Linked DNA regions of Homo sapiens: region 2 is linked to region 1. Evidence: chromatin loops called from intact Hi-C (ENCODE). Cell type or tissue: heart right ventricle. All regions are shown on one strand. Links, peaks and the distances in the headings refer to the core of each region. The heading gives the core; the rest is flanking DNA.

Region 1 (2,920 bases), core at 141-2,640:
TGGAACAAATAATACTACCAGGGACAATGAAGGCAACTTCATAATGATAAAGGCGTCAATTCATGTCCATTATGTCAAAAGGACATAATAATCCTATGTGCTTATGTAACTAACCACAGAGCTTCAAATACATGAAGCTAAAACTCATAGAACTGCAAGAAGAAATACACAAATCCACAATTGTCGTCAGATATTTCAATACCACTCTCAAAAACTGATAGAACAAATAGGCAGAAATCAGTAAGGATATAGAAGATTGGAACATTATTAAACAACTTGACCTAATTAACATTTATAGAACATTCCACCCAACAGCATTCTTTTCAAGTGCACATGGAACATTTATAGATCATTTAATCCTTATTAGGTGGGTGCTATCATTATTCCCATTTACAGCTGAGTAAACACAGGTCTGAAAAAGTTTGGTAACCTTCTTGAAGGTCACACAGTTAAATGTCACAGCTGGGCTTTCAACCCAGGGTATCTGACCCAGAACTCTTAATCACTAGGCTCTGTGGCCTCCCTTGAGCACCTGGAATAGCTCAGGTCTCTAAGACTTAGAATGAAATCCTTTTTAAATAAACAACGGAATGGGAGACTCAAATAGCATTCTCTAAATACTGCTTGAGAAGGAAGTACCTTCCCCCTTTCCTCTCATATTCCCACTCAGCCCAAATGGCCTGTCTGCTTCCTTTAAGTGACATGACTTATAGGTATCATAAACTCGGGTTCCACAGCCGCTGGGACTGAAAGAGAAGACAGTTGTAGATTACAAAAGGTTGGTGGGAGCTAACTCTTCCTCAGGCTGCATCTCCGTTGGGTGGGCGGTCTAATATACATCCAAACAGAGATCAAGATGCCTGTTTGCCCCTCTTTAAATGCTGGGATCTGGACAACAACTCCTTTTCCAGGAAGGAAATGCGTTTTTATTAAAATGACATAAAGAATCCTTAGTTCATGGTAGACTTTCTTTGCTTATCCTCTTATCTCTGTTATTAGTACTATAACGTATATAGCAATCACAACACGGAAAAACGTTGGCATGTCTTCCAGGGTGAGGTTTCCTTCTTGACTGGCAAGAAAATGCCATAGAGGGGAGCACCTTTCCAATAGATCTTTGGCTGAGACCTGAGGCATGACTGTTCCAGGGGAGGAAATCTGAAACGGGGATATTATTCTGCCTTACTATGCTGAGCGTAGGATTCAAACTGCTCAGCAAATGTGAATCTTGATAATACAATTAAAAAATCAATTTTCTCTTTAATATGAATTTTATGTCTCATCTTTCCCCACACCTCTCTCGCCCCTCCTCCTTGTCCTTTCTACGGGGCTTCCATCCTGTATTCACATTCCCCTCTACAGTTAGTGACTACCTAGTTCTTGTCTCTCATTTCCCTCAGCAGCCCCTTTCCTCTTCCTGGGCTTCTTGCCCCTTCAGCGTTGTCCTCCCTTCCTTCCCTGCAGTCCAGAGTCTCAGAGGAGATCAAAGAGCGATAGTGTGGCTGCCTCGCAGCTGAGAGAATTTTCCAGCTCCCCCTCCTGGCTGGGCCGAGTTGTGGGCTGAGAGGCAGGAGGCTGGGCTGGGGCGTCTTGACTTTTGGGGGGAATTAGGAAAGAGGTGTCTAAAGCCGCGTTGTACACAATAGAAAAACAAAATTCCCTTTGTGCTAGTGTGGTGTCCCTCGGTTTGGGTCTTTGCCACACATTCTTGAAAGCCATTGTTTACACTAGCGTTTTGCAGGTTAGGAACGGTGCCGGTGGGAACCGAGCTGACACCGTAAGCGCTTCCCTGGGACTGAATTGACCCTACAATCAGTGGAGGGAAAAGTCACCCTCCGGGGGGGCCTCCAGAGCAAAGGAGGGAGGACGGCAACTGGCCAATCAGGAGGCGAGGCCGAGCCAGGCTTCCCCTCGTCGCTCGTGAGCTGCAAACAGTGGAAAGTTGGGAACCTCAGTCGCTGGCCCAGGCGGAGAGCAGCGGCGGCGGCGAGGGCAGCGGGATTCGGGCCGCGGCGCCGCAGGCTCAGAGCTGCCCCCGGGGCATGGACCCGACGCGCCGCCCGCACTCCGCCACAGGCTGTCCAGGGCCCGCGGGCAGATAGCAGTCCAGGAGGAAGCCGCATCCAGACAAAAGCTGCCGCATCCCTGCCCTGCCCAACCCCTGGAGGGATTCGAGTTTGGTGCTTGTCCCCGTCTGATTCTCAGCGCCAAACTTTTTGCTAGTTCAGAGATTCCAAGAGTCTGATGAGTTACTCTGAGAGGAAACCCTCTGCCTGTTGTTGAGGAGGACTGAGCACAGTGCTTAGGCGCTGAGGGGGAAAAAGAGGGGGAAAAAAAAGAAAATGATTTCCTGGGAAGTTGTCCATACAGTATTCCTGTTTGCTCTTCTTTATTCTTCCCTAGCTCAAGATGCGAGCCCCCAGTCAGAGATCAGAGCTGAGGAAATTCCCGAGGGGGCCTCCACGTTGGCTTTTGTGTTTGATGTGACTGGTTCTATGTATGATGATTTAGTTCAGGTGATTGAAGGGGCTTCCAAAATTTTGGAGACGTCTTTGAAAAGACCTAAAAGACCTCTTTTCAACTTTGCGTTGGTGCCTTTCCATGATCCAGGTAAGGGAAATATTTATACTTTGTCTTTGCTATGTCTCATGATTACATTATTTCTCATGCTGTGAATGAAATTGTTTGTCAGGAAGTTTCAAAACCATTTTAAAAAAATGTGCAGCTGAAAATAGTTGTAACAAAGAATTACTTGCTGGCGTCTGGGTTTGCTCATTGATACCTACTTAAGTCTCAGCCCTGGTGGAGATGGCTTGTTTAGGGAACTTGTACTGTGGTCCTCAAACCTGGAAATGTGGAGTTACGAAAAACAAAACCAAAAATCTTGGGCAACGACATCAAAATCACTTAACTCACTTAG
Region 2 (2,920 bases), core at 164-2,663, 250 kb after region 1:
AACTGAAAATATTACCAGCCCTCCCTGACACAATTCAGATGTCACATATTGTCCACTAATATTTGCATCTGTTACCTAACAAGGGTGGGTGTTGAGGTTAAGTCCTTCTCCCTTGGCATGAGTAAGTGCCTATGTGCCAAAATAAAAATATCAAATGGCTTGCTAGTGGTAATAAGGCCTTCTTGGAAAAGAACACTTTAAGCCAAAAGTAAATATTATAGTGAAATTTGGGTTTTGAGTGATGACAAAATTTACAGGAACATTAAACAAGTGATGTCTATATCTTTCTTTTTTTAGCTTGTGCTTAACTCTCTGATAAATATTAATAGGTATAATATTTGGAGGTATATCAGGATTAAATTGTACAATCACACTCTTGGTAACATTTATGCTCATCGTTCTTCACTTAAGGACATTAGAATATTTTGTTTATAGACTTTTAGTAACCCAGTTGGGAAAAAAAGAAAAAGCAGGTTCATTTTTGACTCTCACAAATCCTTTCTTTTTAAATAAAAATTACCTTTTTTTTTCCTTTAAGTTGCTCCAAAATCCTTACATCACTGTGCGCAGTGATGGGAGCCTCCATATTGAAAGAGTTCAGCTTCAGGATGGTGGTGAATATACTTGTGTGGCCAGTAACGTTGCTGGGACCAATAACAAAACTACCTCTGTGGTTGTGCATGGTAAGAGACACACCCAATGTTATTGTTTCGAAACTGTGTTCAAAGTAGTTGTTCTTATATTTTAATCAAATAACTCTGTTCCTCTAATTACAATTAGATATCTCTCTTAATTGTTATTTCCTATTTCTTGAACAATATCTACATTGTTAATGTTGTTTCCAGATTTCCCTTTTTTATGTACACAAAAAGACATTCTTGGGAGTCACCAGCTGAGTCTGGCCAAGGGGTTTTGTAAGTGGTTTCTTAATTGTTAAAAGTGACCTTGGCTCTCAAAGAATTATGTTTAAAAATACATTTTAATTTCAGACAAGCTGAACTCATTATACCCTCCAGATTGCCTTTTCTTTTTGGATTGTGCAACCAGCATGTCCTTACTAATGACCCCTTTGTGCTTGAGCTAGAAATGACCTAAGCTTTTCTAAAGGTCACCTCATGTGCTCCAAACAATCTTCTTGCATGTTAAATAACTTAAAGGTCACAAATAAGAAGATCCAGAAGCAATCTTTTTTCCATTCGTGACTAACAGTAACCAGCTTTTTACATCTCAATAATTGACAGCTTCATAGATTAAGAAATTGTCATAACTTTTTAATATACTTTTTAAAGACTCTGCAACATTGCTTTTTTAAAAAAAACAAAAAAAACCATTGCATTAAAAATAGCTTTGTGTTCAGAGCTGAATATCTGAGGGAAGAAAGTACTACAAAATACTTATTTTTAGTAGTTGATTTATTCTTTATTTAGAGTGTGAATTGGAGAGTCCAGTAGTTTTCCAATTTTGTTTGGTCTATTGACAATATCACTGAATGCAGACCATTTTCTTTTGTTATGTCTGCTTCTCTTAAACAGCCTCTTCCACCTTTCTCAGTTTTACGTTAAGTATCCACCACATCACCTTAGATATTCTTGGAGAAATATTATTTTGAAGAAATACTAAAGCAACACTAAATTAGTTATAACCTAGAGGAATAAATGCATACTGACAGATTGGATATGGTTGTGTAACTATTTTTCAAGAAGACCAGACCATAGATTTCTTGAACAGTGCTTATAGACTAGTTTAAGAATCTAGTGTGGGAGTGCCCTCATGTTATCTCTCTTTGACTTCTAGTGACTGCCTAGAATATTGTGTTGGATAGGATTCTGAGGCTGAATTTTCACTTGGGTGAAAAAAATGACAGGATTAATTAGGATGTCTTTCCTATCAGAGGGGCGAGGATACAGACAAACGAATGATATGGTGTATTGTGATGCAAGAAGTTTTAATATTAAAAATTAAGAGATCATTTCACAAAATTCATTTGTCCATTTTAGTCCAAAATGAGTAACTAATTTAGTCAATGGAGTTAAAAAATTAGTGCAGCCATTTGGCATTAACTAAATCTTGCAGACATTTAGCAGATGGATGTGATGCAGCCTAGCAGCTCTCTATACCTCTGTATTTATGTTAATTAGCAGTGCTGTTCCTTCATCATTCTGTGTCTCCATTTTTAAGAATACTCATTAAAGGCTGTCAATCCAATTCTTAAAATAATGAATGAATACAAGTATAAGTGTAAATTAAAATGACAAAACAGTTTAATTGTCATATTGGTTTATATAGATTGACAATCTGAAAAGAAACTTCTCTTCCACACCCAAATGTCATTAGATTTCAAAACTGTTGCCTAAATTTGCCACTTTTCTTTATTGCTGTCAAACTCAGTATGTTTGTATCAAAATGGCTTATTCCATGTTGCCACAAATTGACAGCATAGTTGAAAGATGAATATTCCATGATGATTCTGAAAATTAATTTTCTTGCTTTAGAGAGTAGCCTGGCATTGTTGTTTAGGGCTGGGGATTTGCTGGCAATTCTTTAAGAATAAATTATCTAAAGAGTGAACCCAGCCATAGGAAAATATGAGTATGTAGCATATCTAATCTAAGCCTTCCAAGGGATTTTTTTGCACTGAGGTTTCTGGTGTCTCTAGTTCTAAAAAACTTCTCCAGAGTAGTTATGATAATCCTTGAAAAATCTGATTTTAAGGAAGAGAAATGATGAGTGATTGAGCTCCCGGGAGCAGTTCCAGTCTCATCTTTCCAGAGGATGGAAAGGAAACGCCTGTTATAGATTGGGCTTTTATTGTCTTCTTCTCACTATGTTAGGAACTTTCATATATGCAAGCTTCTTTAATCAAAATCACCACTATTTTGAGAACATCGAGTATTGATGATTTCTGTTTGTGAGAGTTGGT

What was found. A loop is a pair of places that touch in the nucleus more often than their neighbours do. Peaks named below come from ENCODE experiments on the same cell type or tissue, not always from the same donor. Only the 100,000 strongest peaks of a DNase experiment are listed, where the experiment ranks them.
Region 2: it touches region 1 in a loop (2.6-fold over the local background); 3 of 110 quality-filtered maps call a loop at or near these places.

What each region holds. Positions count from the first base shown.
Region 1 is chr1:185,732,438-185,735,357 of GRCh38, forward strand. HMCN1 (hemicentin 1) reads left to right here and starts at 1,954. Exons shown (of 107, transcript NM_031935.3): 1 at 1,954-2,610. The coding sequence starts at 2,343. In heart right ventricle, for the core only: a CTCF peak has its summit at 1,561 (motif pointing left); DNase peaks (open chromatin) are centred at 1,884 and 2,438; H3K4me3 peaks cover 1,531 bases; H3K27ac peaks cover 2,152 bases.
Region 2 is chr1:185,983,631-185,986,550 of GRCh38, forward strand. HMCN1 (hemicentin 1) reads left to right here. Exons shown (of 107, transcript NM_031935.3): 19 at 539-683. Among named protein-coding and RNA genes, the nearest start is that of HMCN1, 250 kb to the left of the region's middle. In heart right ventricle, for the core only: no CTCF peak of the experiment used is centred there; no DNase peak of the experiment used is centred there; H3K27ac peaks cover 2,500 bases.